2 separate regions of the Homo sapiens genome follow, and region 1 is linked to region 2. Evidence: chromatin loops called from intact Hi-C (ENCODE). Cell type or tissue: OCI-LY7. All regions are shown on one strand. Links, peaks and the distances in the headings refer to the core of each region. The heading gives the core; the rest is flanking DNA. Region 1 has its middle 40 kb from the start of LINC03063. Region 2 has its middle 51 kb from the start of QPCT.

Evidence for each region. A loop is a pair of places that touch in the nucleus more often than their neighbours do. Peaks named below come from ENCODE experiments on the same cell type or tissue, not always from the same donor. Only the 100,000 strongest peaks of a DNase experiment are listed, where the experiment ranks them.
Region 1: it touches region 2 in a loop (3-fold over the local background); 5 of 110 quality-filtered maps call a loop at or near these places.

What each region holds. Positions count from the first base shown.
Region 1 is chr2:37,520,850-37,523,771 of GRCh38, forward strand. No RefSeq gene overlaps it. Among named protein-coding and RNA genes, the nearest start is that of LINC03063, 40 kb to the right of the region's middle. In OCI-LY7, for the core only: no CTCF peak of the experiment used is centred there; no DNase peak of the experiment used is centred there.
Region 2 is chr2:37,394,492-37,397,413 of GRCh38, forward strand. No RefSeq gene overlaps it. Among named protein-coding and RNA genes, the nearest start is that of QPCT, 51 kb to the left of the region's middle. In OCI-LY7, for the core only: a CTCF peak has its summit at 1,596 (motif pointing right); a DNase peak (open chromatin) is centred at 1,570.

The DNA.
Region 1 (2,922 bases), core at 165-2,664, 130 kb after region 2:
GACTTGCTTAAAACAATTTTTTTATTGCTATTGTAAATGGAATTTTTTTAAAGTTCAGTTTTGAATTGTTGCTGCTTATATACTGGAATACGATGGCTTAAAAATATCGTCCGTGTACCTTACTAAACTTATTTATTAGTTCTAGTAATTATTTTGTGGATTCCCTGAGATTTCCTACATAAATAATTCTATTGCCTGTAAATATTATTTTACTTTCTTATTGATCTTTATTCTTATTATTTCTTTCCCATCTTTTTCATTTTACTTCCCTCTCCCTCTTTTAAAAAATATTACAGTGGTTTAGACTCCCAGTATAATATTGAACAGAAGCAGTGAAAGCAGGTCCCCTTGAATTGTTACCAATCTTAGGGTGCCAATGTCAAGTATGATGTTAGCTGTAGGTTTTGCATGGATGACTATTGTCAATTTGAGAAAATTTCCAAATATTTTTAGTTTGCTGAGAGTTTTAAAAAAAAATCACAAATGAGTGCTAAATTTTGTCAAATGTCTTTTCCCCATCTATTAAAATGATAATATGAATATTCTCCTTTGATCTGTTAATGAGTGAATTATATTTGATTGGTGTTCAAATGCTAAAACCAACATTAGTTCCTTGGAATAAATTCTACACAGTTATGATGTATTGTCTGTATATTGTTAAACACAGTGTAATAATATTTTGTTAAGGATTCTTGAATCTACCTTTCCCCTTACTTTCCTTCTATATTTTTGTTTTTGAGAGGTTTTAGTTTATTCAGTGGGAGGGATGCCCTGGAATGGGCCTTTGGTGCTACATACTGGAAGCAAAATGTGTACTTTTTTAAAAAAGTAAAATATTTAAAAATGATTCTGTAGGTAAATGTGGGTTGCTTATTGGCCAATGTTGCCAGCTAATTCCCTTAAATATTGAGGGAGAATAAACTTTTTACAAAATGTAATATAAAATTCTTCATTTATATGTCTAGTAGGATTCCAGTAGGACCATCCACTTCCCTTTATAAGTGTTTAGAACAAAAGACTTGTGCAGTCAGATTGTAATATGCTTTAGGAAGGTAGACGTTTTTGTTGCTAGTTCATTATTTTATGACTAAGGAATTTTGAGATATATAAACTCTTCAACTTCCCAATTTGGGCTGTATTCTTATAAGGTATCAATTCCAGATTAGCACAGAAACTTCGTCTGCAATGAAAATTTGCTAAGCAAGTTGAAGTTCATTCAGTGCTAGCATGCTTGAGGAATTATGAAACATCAGACTGTGTTGCTACTGGAGATGGGGGTGGGGTTGTCTGAAGATTTTACTTAAGGTTAAATGAAGTTTTTGGACTTTCAGATAATTATTCGAATCAGAGATAAAGATATCAGCTAGAGAACCTTGTGTGCCTCCTTGTACACTGTTGAAAGAGAAGTCTGAAGAAATGTGAGCGTTTCGGCTAAGGTGCCAAAGCCTAGTCAAGGAAATCAGGAAGTGTAGGGGAAAATGCATGGACTTTTGAATCAGATGAATGTGGATGGTATTACTGGGCTTTATCCCTTACAGGCCATGTTTTCGTTTTGGAGACTTCAACTTTTGAGCCTCAGTGTTCTTAATATCTACTTACAAAGATCTCTGTGAAAATTAAATAAAAATATATGGAAAGCCCTTTGCATATAGTAGCAATGAAATAGATGCTAATTCCTTTTTTTATAGGTCAGTATTTAAAATATTGAAACAGTATATTCACCGTTTTTTGAAAATTACTTTTAAAAAGCCAGATTTTTTTTGACAGATCATTTTTCTTCTATGTATGTTGTTATTTAAGCAGCATTCTTAGTCTCTCTCTCTCTAGACTGGAAGCTCCAGGAAGACAACAAACTTGTTTATCCGGCTTATGGTTGTATTCCCAGATATTAGCAGAGAAATTGGTACATCATAAGCAATGATGTTTATTCCCTGAGTGATGAAATGTTGTTTGCAAGTCGTTCCTATACAACTGTTGGTCTCTGGAAAGCTTCTTAATTGCTTATTTTTCCCCAAGAGAGTCCAAGATACCAGAGTGCATTGCAGTCAGCAAAGGCTACAAAAATGAAAAAACACACAGATGGCCAGAGGTGGTCCAACTCATTCTTCTTTACTCCAAAAAAATAACTCCCCAAATAGAATATTTTCGAAATTTAGGGATAGGGATATTTTGCCTTGTGGGGTGGCTAATAGTTAAGCCAAAAAAAAAAAAAAAGTCTTGGTTATGAATGTTGTGGCTATCAGCTTTTTTTTTATTTGCTTGACAAAGAATTCCTTTCTTTACTATAAATTTCTTGACTGTTTAACATTATAAGAATACCTGATGTACAATACAATTAAAGCTAAAGCCCCTTCTGAAAAGTTGATAGCTATTGAGATTCTGACTATTTAAAACATTCAAAAGAGGCTTTAAGTGATCACATGTAAATTAGATCTCTACAGAGGTGACACGAGAATAAAAAACTGCTTATGTACAGTGATTGAAACCCAGCAGTCTCCTTTGAGAGGCACAGAGAGATGATGATGGTGGTTAGTGTAGCTAGCTGGTTTCTTGACTAGCATGTTAAGCCAATTAATAAAGGTACACCTGGCATCTGAGTATTTTCCTTCCAATTTTTTTCTTTCGAGAACAAGTATGTTTAAGAAAGCTAGAAAGAAAGAAAAAAAAAGGGAAAGAAAAAGCAAGGCAGCTCATTTTATTTTATTTTTTTCATGATTTGTTCTTAAAGTTTTCTTTTTAGAAAATAAATGCAAGAATGTTTTTGGAACCATCTGAAAAATGTGTGTTTCTATTTCCAGTAGGACTTGAACCAGGACTGAGATAATTTTAAGTTTAACTGACAGCTCTTAAGCAGAAATGCTAAACCTTCAAATCCTCAGTCCTCTCTGCAACTGGAGTTTTCTTTAAGATTGTCAAATAAAT
Region 2 (2,922 bases), core at 128-2,627:
CATTGGCTGGAAGACAATGCCATGGATCTTAGTATCTTGTGAAGAGACACTTGTGGTTTCTTGTTAGTTGTAACAGCAAGTCATGTTCCCCTTCTGAGACTTAGTGTCCCCATCTGCTAACTACAGGGACTCAGCCTAATGATTTGTTGGGTCCCTTTGTGCTCTAAGAGTCTGTGGAGCAGTACAGCCTATTATTTAAGATCCTTACTTTGGAGATAGAACCGAATTCAAATCCTGGCTCTGCGATGTAAAACCTGTTCAATTTTGATCAGGTTATAAGTTCAAGTTTCCCACGTGTAAAATGGAGATTATATTCATTCATAGGCTTTTTATGATGATTAAATGAAATAATATGTAAGAAAACACCTTGTGAAGTGGCTGGCACCTAATCACTCAGTGAAGGATACTGGCTACTATGACCCTGCATGTGATTCCCACGGGGTTGCTTTCAAAGCATATTATTTCATGTAAAGATTGCAACTGTGGGAGGTCAGTTGGGTGGCTATTGTCATCTTTATTTTTATCAATGAGAAAATTGAAGCTGAGAGAAGTCAAGTGACTTCCCTTTGGTTTCAGAGTTGGTGTGTGATAGAGCCAGGGCCTCTCCCGATACCGTGGGAGAAATAAGAGGTACATCAATCAGACATTCATTGAAGAGACAGAGACGGTTGTATGCACTTAGCCAGCAGGGAAGACCTTTTAATCAGTCATTTATGTATGAAAATTCTCTAGAGATAAAAAGAGAGGGTGTTGTAAGAGTCTGATGATTAGGCCAGGAAAAATAAAAAACTTTCTGCCTCTTAGATAATGACGCAGGCTTGTATTTTTGTTCTTTTGTTCCACTGTCCTGCAAAGTGGCCGTATCTGATTCTGCTAACGTCATTGCATAGATCAGACTCTGTTTCTCATCGGCCTCTCTGATCATAGTCCCTGAGATCTGAGTCTTTACTGTTCGCCTCTGATATTCACCACTATTCTATCAGTGTCTGTTTTGGGGCTCTGGTTCTGTCTTAAAATGTCATTGAAATTCTTTTTCTTTATTAAGAATTTATTTTTTATTCTTTTGCTTTATATTCCCTATACATTTCCATTGCAGAAGCATTGAAAAATACTGTCATGTGTAAAGAAGAAAACACTAATCTTACAGATGATCACTTTCTACATTTCATTCTAGATTTCTTTCTACGAGCATATACATACAACAATTTTACTTAATTATTATCCTATTTGTGTTGTTCTATAACCTGCTTTTAGCCCTTATTTTAATACGAGTATTTCTTCATGTTATTACAATGATTTAAAAACAAGCTTTTAATTGTTGCTTGTGTACTTCCATTGTATGGATGTACCAAAATTTATTTAACCCGTTTCCTACTGTCGAACACTAAAGATTCTTTCCAATATTTCACTTTGATAAATAATACTTGATGTAAACTTTCTGCCTGTAAAGTTTTGCTACGTGTCTGCTTGTTTCCTTACTGATAGTATTTTGCCTGCGAGGGCAGCAGGATGAGTACTTCGAGGATTAATCCCTGCCAAGGCAGCTGAGCAACAGGAAGGTCTCTGCAGGGCCCTCGCGCTGCCAGTAGGTGTCACCTTCGCCTCATGATTTCTCTTAATTTTTTTTTTTTCAGGATCCTTTTTGAAGGCCAAGAACAGAATAAATTTGTGAGTCAATAAGATTCAGCTTCAAATATTAAAAGTCTCTTACAAGGGATACAAATTGGCAGTGCCTGAGGGCTGTGGGCCTGGTGATTTTGCTTTTTGTGTTGGGTTGATTTCTTCCAGCCCAGCAGTGTTTGCTGCTGAGCTGATTCTGAGAAAAAGCAGTCAATCTGGACTGCTGGCAAAACTCCATTCTCTCAGGTTCTCTAGGAAACACACACACACACACACACACACACACACACACACACACACACACACGTGTAAAAAAAGCTACTGCGTACTGAGGGCTTTCTCAAAGCATCTGGTAATAAAAAATTCACAGCAATTTTAAAAGACAGTTATTATCAACACTCTTTTCTAGATAAGGGGATTAAGGCTCAGAGATGCTCAATGCTAAGGTGCCAATGGCTTAAGGCAGTATTCAGACCTGGGTACATTGATCAGTGAAGCCTGTGATTTTAACAATTTTCCTATGTTTGTTAAAAATGCTGATTCTGGCAGGGCACGGTAGCTAACACCTGTAATCCCAGAACTTTGGAAGGCCAAGGCGGGAGGATTGCTGAGCTCAGGAGTTCCAGACCAGCCTGGACAACATGGTAAACCCCATCTCTACCAAAAATGCAAAAAGTTAGCTGGGCATGATGGCGCATGCCTGTGGTCCCAGCTACTTGGGAGGCTGAGGTGAAAGGATCGCTTGAGCCCGGGAAACAGAGGTTGCAGTGAGCTGTGATTGCACCACTGCACTCCAGCCTGGGTGACAGAGTGAGATCCTCTCTCAATTAAAAAAAAAAAAAAAAAAAACCAATTCTGAGGCCCCACCCCAGGCCTGTTGGACCAGAATATCTCAGCATGAGACCCTAGAATTTCCATTTAAATGGTCATCTTGGGAGATTTGTATGTGCACTAAACAGAGGTACTCATTTCATTTGTTCTGCAACCAGCTGAACCAACCAGAAATCATGAGAGGCTGGGAGAGGCTGGGTAGACCTTGGGTGGTCTGAGTCTTTAAGTCACTTGTCCAGTTTCCATTTTAGGTCAGCAGCAAAGGTCTTGAAATAAATTATCTAGAACTGGCTTTGAGAGAGCATGCGATATGCTTTGAAATAAAGGGTTTTGTGGCCTCAGTAACCACTCTTTCTTTGGCTAAAAAAAGATTCTTTGAAACCCTTTTCACTCCTTAGCAGAGCAGCAGTGTGGCTTAGGGAATAGGCCTGTGCTTTAAAGTCAGACAGGCCTGAGTTTGAACTCTAGCTC